Linked DNA regions of Homo sapiens: region 1 is linked to region 2. Evidence: read pairs that join two places in POLR2A ChIA-PET (ENCODE). Cell type or tissue: PC-9. All regions are shown on one strand. Each heading gives the region's core, and the rest is flanking DNA. Links, peaks and the distances in the headings are about the cores only. Region 1 overlaps PPP6R3 (protein phosphatase 6 regulatory subunit 3). Region 2 has its middle 10 kb from the start of LINC02701.

Region 1 (5,378 bases), core at 186-5,185, 380 kb after region 2:
CGAGGCAGGCAGACCATTTGAGCCCAGGAGTTTGAGACCAGCATGGGCAACGTGGTAAATCCCCGTTTCTACAAAAAATACAAAAAAATCAGTCAGGCGTGGTAGCATACGTCTGTAGTCCCAGCTACTCAGGAGGCTGAGGTGGGAAGATCACCTGAGCCCACGAAGTCGAGGCTGCAGTGAGCAGTGATCGCAGCACTGCACTCCAGCCAGGTGACAGAGTGAAACCCTGTCTCAAAAGACAGGAATACAGAGGCCGGACGTGGTGGCTCATGCCTGTAATCCCAGCACTTTGGGAGGCCGAGATGGGCGGATCACGAGGTCAGGAGATCGAGACCATCCTGGCTAACACGGTGAAACCCCATCTCTACTAAAAATACAAAAAAAAAAAAAATTAGCCGGGCGTGGTGGCGGGCACCTGTAGTCCCAGCTACTCGGGAGGCTGAGGCAGGAGAATGGCGTGAACCCGGGAGGCGGAGCTTGCAGTGAGCCGAGATCGCACCACTGCACTCCCGCCTGGGTGAAAGAGCGAGACTCCGTCTCAAAAAACAAAACAAAACAAACAAACAAACAAAAAAATTAGCCGGGCGTGGAGGTGGGCACCTGTAGTCCCAGCTACTCGCGAGGTTGAAGCAAGAGAACGGCGTGAACCTGGGAGGCGGAGTTTGCAGTGAGCCGAGATTGCACCACTGCACTCCAGCCTGGGCAACAGAGCAAGACTCTGTCTCAAAAAAAAAAAAAAAAAAAAAAAAAAGACAAGAATATGGAATAATTAAGAAACTCCTACAACTTAGTAATAAAGACAAACAACACAATTTTAAAATGGGCAAGCGAGGCCAGGCACAGTAGACTGCTGTAATTGTAATCCCAGTACTTTAGGAAGCCGAGGTGTGTGAAGTGCTTGAGGCCGAGTTTGAGACCAGCCTGGCCAACATGGCAAAACCCCGACTCTACTAAAAATACAAAAATTAGCCAGATGCGGTGGCACACACCTGTAATCCCAGCTACTCAGGAGGCTGAGGCACAAGAATTGCTTGAACCCAGGTGGCAGAGGTTGCAGCGAGCTGAGATTGCACTACTGCACTCCAGCCTGGGTGACAGAGTAAGACTGTCTCCAAAAAAAAACCAAATGAGGCAAGCGCAGTGGCACACATCTACAGTCCCAGCCACTAGAGAGGCTAAGGCAGGAGGACTGCTTGAATCCATGAGTCCCCGTCCAGCCTGGACAATACAGAGAGACCCCGTCTCAAAAAGGAAGGAGGGATGGGAAGGGATGGGAAAGGCTGGGCATGGTGGCTCACACCTGTAATCCCAACAACTTTGGGAAGCCAAGGCGAGAGGAGAGAATCACTTGAGCCCAGGAGTTCAAGACCAGCCTGGACAACGTAGTGAAACCTTGTCTTAACAACAACAAAAAAAAAAAAAGAAAAGAAAAGAAAAACACAAAAAAATTAGCCAGAGATGGTGGCATATGCCTGTGGTCCCAGCAACTTGGGGGGCGGAGGTGGGAGGATCACTTCAGCCCAGGAGGTCAAGGCTATCATGCAGTGAGCTGTGACTGCACCACTGCACTCCAGCCTGGGCAACAGAGTGAGACGCTGTCTCAAAAAACAAAAGTGCTGGCATGGATATGACAAAATCAGAATCCTTACACATTGCTGGTGGGAATGTAAAATGGTGTAGACACTTTGGAGAATAGTCTCACAGTTTCTCAAAAGGATAAACACAGAGCTCCATATGACCCAACAATTCTACTCCTAGGTATGTATCCAAGAGAATTGAAACATACTTTCACAGAATAATTTGTACATAAATGTCTACAGCAGCATTATTCATAAAAGCCAAAACTCAGAAACATCCAAGTATCTATCAACTGATGAATGAATAAATAAAAGGTAATATTCCCCACATAATGAGTATTATTTGACAAAAGAAAGAAATGAAGTACTCATACATGTTACACAGATAAATCTTGAAAACATGGCTAAGAGGGAAAAAGCTAGTCCCAAAAAAGGACCACGTTTGTATGATTCCATTTATATGCCCAGAATAGGCACATCTATAGGAACAGAAAGTACAGTAGTGGTTGCCTAGGTCTAGCGGGATGAGAGAAAAATGAGAAGTGATTACTAACAGGTATAGGGTTTCCTGTGGAATAATGAAAATATTCTAAGTGATTGTGATGACAGTTGTACAACTCCATGAATATACTAAAAAACATTAACTTGTATGCGTTAAGTGGGTGAGTTATGTCTCAATAAAGCTGTTACAAAACAATAATGCAATCTATATTTGCAAAGGAAGGTGCTAAGAAAAGATTGTTTTTTAAGGGTTTTAGCATCTGTACTTTGCTTTACCAAATGTATTCACACATTTGCATTTGACCCTCACAATCTTGTATTGTAAGTTATATCATCTTTTACAAATAATCTGAGCTGGAGAGACAGTAACTGATCCAGGTAACACAGTAGGGAAGTGGCTAGGGAAGAACACACAAATGCCACCCTATTTCCATCATGCTACTGCCTCCCAAATTATGAAAAGTAAACTTTATGGTACATCACAATGGCTACTACTTTTACAGAGGATCTCATATGTGCCAGGCAGTTCTTAAACATTTTTGAGCCTGGCACTTCACAGGCACTGAAATATTTATTGAACAATTTTCACTTATTTCTCATAACTCCATTTATAGCTGATGACACTAAGAAATTAACTGTATATTGTAAAAACAAACATAAAATTTGTTTTTAAGGGGCTTGCTGTAAATACAGTTCTCAATAATGGGGCTGGGGGGCCGTTAAGATCCAGACAATAGAGGAGCAATGACATGAAGTACAGAGATTAAAACAAAAAGTCCTTTCAAAAGGGGGAGTAAACTCAAAATACCAGAGGATAATTTTTAAGCTTATACAATACCTAGTGGGAACCAAAGAAATAGAAACCCAGTGATCAAGCAATCAGTCAAGAAGAAACCAAAATGCAAGCCAATATTTAATATTTAGCTTTTTATTAATTTTTCATTAATTTTCTTAATGAAAATCCATAAGGTATTCCTTTATATCCAGTGAACCACCAAACAAATCACAAATAATTAAAACTAACACTAGAAGGGGAATATAGGGAAACAGGTCCACTCATCTATTGCTGATACACTTGCGTATAGGTACCAGCTTTTTTTTTTTTTTTTTTTTTTTTTGAGATTACAGGCGTGTCCCACCGCACCTAGCTAATTTTTGTATTTTTAGTAGAGATGGGCTTTCACCATGTGGGACAGGATGGTCTCGATCTCCTGACCTCGTGATCCGCCCGCCTCGGCCTCCCAAAGTGCTGGGATTACAGGCGTGAGCCACCGTGCCCGGCCATGATGTTTTGATACAGGCATGTAATGTATAATAATCACATCAGGGTAAATGATGTAACCATCACATCAAGCATTCATCCTTTCTTCGTGTTACAAAAAAAATCTAATTATCTTTTTTATTTATTCTTTTTTTTTTTTTTTGAGATGGAGTCTCGCTCAGCTGCCCAGGCTGGAGTACAGTGGCGCAATCTCGGCCCACTGCAAGCTCCTCCTCCCGGGTTCACGCCATTCTCCTGCCTCAGCCTCCAGAGTAGCTGGGACTACAGGCTCCCGCCACCACGCCCAGCTAATTTTTTTGTATTTTTAGTAGAGAGGGGGTTATACCGTGTTAGCCAAATTGGTCTTGATCTCCTTACCTTGTGATCCACCCGCCTCAGCCTCCCAAAGTGCTGAGATTACAGGCAGGAGCCACAGTGCCTGGCCGGGTACTAGCGTTTTAAAAGAGTACTATAATGACATACAAGATTAATAAAAATAACAGTACCTTGGCCAGGTGCAGTGGCTCACGCCTGTAATCCAGTACTTTGGGAGGTCTGGAGTTTGAGACCACCCTGGGCATCTCTACTCTGTCTCTGTGTGTGTGTGTATTTTTTTGTATATATATTTTATATATATATATATATATATGGTTTTGTTTTTTTTTTTTACCCCAAGCATGATGGCTCACACCTATTGTCCTAGCTACTGGGAGGCTGTAGCAGGAGGATCACTTTGAACCCAGGGCTGAAAATTGCAACAAGCTATGATCGTACCATTGCACACCAGCCTGGGTGACAAAGCAAGACTCTGTCTCTAAAAAATTAAAAATTAAAAATGGCAGCACCTTTTGATTACATAATCTCATGACAATTTTTAAAAATTTATGAAATAGAGGGAGAAATTATTTATACAAAGAATAATAGTGATAATGGCTAGACATGTTAACTACCACCAATGTATACTGTAATATAAACATTACATGAACTATCATTTAATCCTTAAAATAACTGTTATCCTTCCCATATGTAAGCGAGGAAACTGAAGCTCAGAGAGCAAATAACTAGTCTTTGGAAGTATCAGGATTCAGGCTCATTAGCACTTAGACCCTACATATCCAGGGTCATAACTGCTTTGAGGGCAGAATGAGCACAAGTGGAAATGCCCAGTAAGCACCGGAACTCAACAGAAAATCAGGGTTAGAAGTAGGTATGAGCATCATTAGCACATACCTGGTAAGTTCAGCCATGAAAGTGGAGACCACCCAAGAAACAGTGTGGAAAATAAGAAAGGCTGGAGAACAAAATGTGAAAGTGGCCCAGAAGAAAATTAAGAGAGGCCAAGAATGGTAGGAAGAAAACCAGGAAAATATAGTAACACAGACCTTGTAAATTCTATAAAGAAAACCTCCCTGGATTTTGCTGCCAGAAAGATTTAAGCAACCAACAATGCTTTGAAAACCACTGTACAGCTCATGTCTATAAACACTCAAAAAGAGGTGCTAGCTAATGTGGGCAAAGTGGAACCCTCATGTGCCACTGGGGAAATGTAAAATGGTACAGTCATGGAAAACAGTATGGCAGCTCCTCAAAAAAGTAGAATGAGAACTGCCATATGATCTAGCCATTCCACTTCTTGGTATATACCCTAAAGACCTGAGAGCAGAGACTTGAACAGATATTTATACACCCATGTTCATGGCAGCATCACTCTCAATGGCCAAAAGGCAGAGGCACTGTAGTGTCCATTGATGGATAAATGGATAACCAATGTTGTATATACATAAAATGAAATATAACTCAGCCTTAAAGGAAATTCTAGTCAGGCGCAGTGGCTTACGCCTGAAATCCCAGCATTCTGGGAGGCCAAGGTGGGAGGATCACTTGAAGCCAGGCAAGACCAGCCTGGGCAACATAGCAAGACCTCAAAAAATAAAAATAAAACTTAGCCAGGCATGGTGATGCACACCTATGGTTCCAACTACTAGGGAGGTTGAGGTGGGAAGATCCCTTGAGCCCAGGAGTATGAGGTTGCAGTG
Region 2 (5,378 bases), core at 213-5,212:
CAAGCAGTCCTCCCTCCTGGGCCACCTAAAGTGCTGGGATGACAGGCATGGGCCACCACACCAGGTCCCTGACGGCGCTTTAGAATCCCCTGGTGTGTTTGTCAGCACAGGGTACATTCTGCAACCATAACAAATAAGCCCTAGCCCTTGGGGGCTTTACTCTAAGATTTTATCACTTGCTCACAAAAATAAAACCGGCTCACATCAGACAACCGTGGAATACTGTGAAATATACTGGGTCTTTGTCCCCTGTTCTGGGCATAGAACACCTAAAACCCTTGGAATTTCCAGAGTCATGGGATTGTCTTTTGTGATTCATACGTGCCCTTTTGATCACAGCTGAGTTTATGCTAATGAGATAAATTAGGGTAGGGCCCCCAAATAACCTCAGATTGGGGAGGGTTTGCAGTCACCAGAAAGACCAAAGGACTCCAGGGCTGGAACTTTCAACACCTCCTGCTAACCTCCAGGAAGGAGGGACGTGGTGACTAGAGATTAACCTCTTTGAAAACTTTTTTTTGGCCGAGTACGGTGGCTCAAGCCTGTAACCCCAGCACTTTGGAGGCCGAGGCGGGTGGGTCACCTGAGGTCAGCCTGGACAACATGGTGAAACCCCATCTCTAGTAATAACACAAAAAAATTAGCTGGGCGTGGTGGCAGGCACCTGTAATCCCAGCTACTCAGGAGGCTGAGGCAGGAGAATCGCTTGAACCCGGGAGGCAGAGGTTGCAATGAGCAAATTCGGCACCATTGCACTCCAGTCTGGGCAACAGAGCGAGACCCTGTCTCATTTTTTTTTTTTTTTAATTTTTGTCACCCAGGCCCACCACCTCACCTGACTAATTTTTAAATTTTTTGTAGAGAAGAGGTCTCCCTGCGCTGTCCAGGCTGGTTTGGAACTCCTGAATTGAAGGGATCTTCCTGCCTTGGCCTCTTCCAAAGTGCTGGGATTGCAGGCGTGAGCCACTGCCCTCAGCACTAAAAAACCTCTTGAACAACTAGATCTGATGAGCTTCCAGGATGCTGAACAGGTGGAGATGCTGGGCAGGTGGCATGTTCAGAAAGGGGATGGAAGCTCCGTCCCAGCCCCACCCCAGCACACCCTGCCCTGTGCATCTCTTCCATGTGCCTGTTCCTGAGTTTGTGTCCTTTCTAATAAATCGGTGAAGTGTTTCCAAGTTCTGTGAGCTGCTCTAGCAAATAACGGACCGTTAGGAGAGTGTCGTGAGAACCCCCAACTGACAGGCAATGGGTTAGAAGTGCTGGAGGCCTGAGCTTGGACTTGGGATTGACATCCGAACTGGAGGCAGTCTGTGGGACTGGGCGCTTAACCTGTGGGGTCTGTGCCAACACCAGGTCGACAGAGGCAGCATTGGATTACATTGCAGGACTGCCCAGCTGGTATTTGGAGAACTGCTTGGTGTGGAAAAAAACACCCACATCTGGTGTCAGAAGTAGAAAAACACAGTGTGTTTTCCCCCAGTTGGTGTCAGAATTGTGAAAGGAAAATAAAATCTGGAGACCCCAAACCTGCTATGCCAAAGGGAAGGGCTAAGCTGGGAAGCCAAGTGACACAAATCCTGCCTTTCCTTTTGTTCCTAAACACAGAGCAACAAGATAAGAGGCCACCCGTGAAGAGAGGCCACCCTGACAATGTCAATTAACAGCTTATCTTCACAGGCATGGAACAAGAGGAGACTAGAAATGGTTCCCACTGGCCGGGCGCAGTGGCTCACGCCTGTAATCCCAGCACTTTGGGAGGCTGAGGCAGGCAGATCACCTGAGGTTGGAGTTCGAAACCAGCCTGACTAACATGGAGAAACCCCATCTCTACTAAAAGTACAAAATTAGCCAGGCGTGGTGGCACATGCCTGTAATCCCAGCTACTCAGGAGGCTGAGGCAGAAGAATCGCTTGAACCCGGGAGGCAGAGGTTGCGGTGAGTCGAGATTGGAAAGAAAGAGAGAGAGAGAGAGGGAGGGAGGAGGGGAGGAAGGGAAGGGAAGGAAAGAAAGGAAAGAAGGAAGGAAGGAAGGAAAGAAAGAAAAGATACCTGCCATCACCACCCACCTCAATGCATATTTGACTTCTTTCTCATAAAAATGTAGTTTTATTGAGCTCGAGAAGAATACATAATGGACTGTTCCTCTGCCTCCTTTTCACATGCAACGTGTGGATTCAGTAGGTTTAACCAAGACCTCAAAACAATGTGACTGTACCCTCCCTCTTTTTTTGTTTTGTTTTGTTTCGTTTTGTTTCGTTTCATTTTGTTTCTGAGATGGTGGCTCTGTGGGCCAGGCTGGAGGGCCATGGCATGATCTTGGCTCACTGCAAGCTCCACCTCCCAGGTTCAAGCTATTCTCCTGCCTCAGCCTCCTGAGGAGCTGGGACTACAGGTGCCCACCACCACACCCAGCTAATTTTTGTATTTTTAGTAGAAATGGGGCTTCACCATGTTGGCCAGGCTGGTGTCAAACTCCCAACCTCAAATGATCTGCCCACCTTGGCCTCCCAAAGTGTTGGGATTACAGACATGAGCCACCGTGCCCAGCCCTGCCCTTTTTCTTTTTAATTTTTTTAATTTTTTTTTTGTAGAGACAGGGTTTTGTTATGTTGCCCAGGTCGGTCTTGAACTCCTGGCCTCAAGCAGTCCTCCCACCTCAGCCTTCCAAAGTGTTGGAATTACAGGCGTGAGCCACCACACCCAGCCTTATAGCTCACATTTTGATGAAAAGAGCCACATTCCACCTCATTTTAAAGCCAGAGCCCCACCCCAAAGTGAACATGGAATGTATGTTACATGCATGTTTACCCATCGCACGTGCACTCAACCCCCATTATGAACAAATATAGCTTTTCCTCCAAACCTGCTGAATACGTGTGACTCTGCTGTGTGATACGGGCCCTGTGAGTCATCAACCTCACCTGCCCTTTCCCTCTTGGAAGACAGCAAACCTTCAGTCCACACCGGAGATGACCTCTCCCTGATTTGCAAGCTGAAATCACCAGTCCAGCTCTTTCTACTATCTGGCCATCCTGGTGGCCTTTTGGACGACAGGCTGCTAGCCTCAGAGCTGACTCCCAAGGGCAAAATGACGCAGGAATAACAGAAAGTGCCTCTGAGAACTCTGGTCACCAACAAGGTGGTCCACAGCAGGGAGGACAGAACCAAGCGACTGCCAAAGCCAGGCCGTGGAGTGTGACGGAAGGGTTTCATTTTGTAGCTCCATGTTTTCTGCTTCCTGGGGCGCCTTTAGGAAAATGGATTCTGGCAGTAGCTGATTTAGGATCAGTGTCTTCAGTTTTAAATGCTGCAGGGTGGAAGAGTGTGTTTGGGTTGACACAGCACCCGCAGCTCACCATGGGACAATCACGGGGAGCTGTCCCTGATTCAGACACGCAGGAGGTGACTCCCAAGGGGACAGCTGGACTGCTGGACTGGGTAAAAGTCACTGTAGGGTCTGTGTACCCTGAGAAAGGTCCCTGTTCCTTTCCTCGTCTACATGCCAAGTCAAATGTCTCAGACGGAGCAGCTCATCAGATTTGAACACAAGCCATTTGATGTTGGCTTTGTGATGAACAGAATGTGTTTCTACTGGACATGCCCATTACCCAGGTCATGGAAAACGCTGTGTGTAAGGGTGCTTGTTTGTTTGTTTTGTTTTGTTTTGTTTTGTTTTGTTTGAGACAGAGTCTCTCTCTGTTGCCCAGGCTAGAGTGCAGTGGCATGATCTCAGCTCACTGCAACCTCTGCCTCCCGGGTTCTAGCGATTCTCCTGCCTCAGCCTCCTGAGTAGCTGGGACTACAGGCACACACCACCATGCCCAGCTAATTTTTGTATTTGTAGTAGAGATAGGGTTTAATCATATTGCCCAGGCTGGTCTCAAACTCCTAGACTCAGGCAATCCTCTCACTATGGCCTCCCAAAGTGCTGGGATTACAGGCATGAGCCATCACACCCAGTCTACCTGGGACTTTGGACTAGAAAATTTCCATTGGAGGGGCATTTACTAACTTGCTGTTAGACATTAATTGAAGCTACCTCATGACTGAAGGACATAAAATAATCTTGAAACCTGAAATACCTACAATACCTTGGGTGACATCACAGAAACCCTCTAATGGAGATGACAGCGCCAAGAAAAGTTCCGTAACAACACGAAAATGGTTCATATAGGATGGTGAACCATCCTATATGAAGGCAAGGATGGGGACTCCTTGCTGGGGAAGGCAAGGAGGAGACTCACAAGCAGGGAGAATCCCCTGGGACTGACTCTGGAACTGTGTGAGGAGCTGCTGGATGTTTTTTTTAACTTTTATTTTAGGTTCAGGGATACATGTGAAGGTTTGTTACATAGATAAACTCATGTCGCAGGGGTTTGTTGTACAGATTTTTTTTTTTTTTGAGACAGAGTCTCGTTCTATCCCCCAGGCCAGAGTTCAGTGGCATGATCTTGGTTCACTGCAACCTCTGCCTCCTAGGTTCAAGTGATTCTCCTGCCTCAGCCTCCCAGGTAGCTGGAATTACAGGCACCTGTCACCGCGCCCAGCTAATTTTTGTATTTTTAGTAGAGATGGGGTCTTGTCATGTTGGCCAGACTGGTCTTGAACTCCTGACCTCAGGTGATCCTCCCACCTCCGCCTCTCAAAGTGCTGGGATTACAGGCTTGAGCCACCACATCCGGCCTGTTGTACAGATTATTTTATCACCCAGGTATTAAGCCCAGTACCCATGTATCTCACGTTGCTAATAAAGACATACCCCAGACTGGGTTATTTATTTATTTATTTAGAGATGAAGTCTCACTCTGTCACCCAGGCTGGAGTGCAGTGACATGATCTCAGCTCACTGCAACCTCTACCTCCTAGGGTCAAGTGAGTCTCATGCCTCAGCCTCCCGAGTAGCTGGGATTATGGGCATGTGCCACCACATCTGGCTACTTTTTGTATTTTTAGTAGAGATGGGGTTTCACCATGTTGGACCGGCTGGTCTTGAACTCCTGACCTCATGTGATCCACCTGCCTCAGCCTCCTAAAGTGCTGGGATTACAGGCTTGAGCCACCGTGTCCCAGGAGACTGAGTACTTTATTTTAAAAAGAGGTTTAATTGACTCACAGTTCAGCATGGCTGGGGAGGCCTCAGGAAACTTACAATCATGGCGGAAGGGGAAGCAAGCATGTTCTTCTTCTTATGGCATCAGATAGGAGAAGTGCCAAGCAAAAGGGAGAAAAGCTTTTTATAAAACCATCAGATCTTGTGAGAACTCACTCACTATCATGAGAACAGCAGCATGGGGACAACCTGCCCCATGATTCAATTACCTCCCACTGGGTCCCTTCCACAACACGTGGGGATTGTGGGAACTACAATTCAAGAT

Evidence for each region. Peaks named below come from ENCODE experiments on the same cell type or tissue, not always from the same donor. Only the 100,000 strongest peaks of a DNase experiment are listed, where the experiment ranks them.
Region 1: POLR2A ChIA-PET joins it to region 2 with 6 read pairs; 2 of 35 experiments call an interaction of 5 or more read pairs at or near these places.

The regions. Positions count from the first base shown.
Region 1 is chr11:68,492,230-68,497,607 of GRCh38, reverse strand. The region is part of intron 1 of PPP6R3 (protein phosphatase 6 regulatory subunit 3); the gene reads right to left. Among named protein-coding and RNA genes, the nearest start is that of PPP6R3, 34 kb to the right of the region's middle. In PC-9, for the core only: no CTCF peak of the experiment used is centred there; no DNase peak of the experiment used is centred there; H3K27ac peaks cover 480 bases.
Region 2 is chr11:68,875,750-68,881,127 of GRCh38, reverse strand. No RefSeq gene overlaps it. Among named protein-coding and RNA genes, the nearest start is that of LINC02701, 10 kb to the right of the region's middle. In PC-9, for the core only: no CTCF peak of the experiment used is centred there; a DNase peak (open chromatin) is centred at 2,907.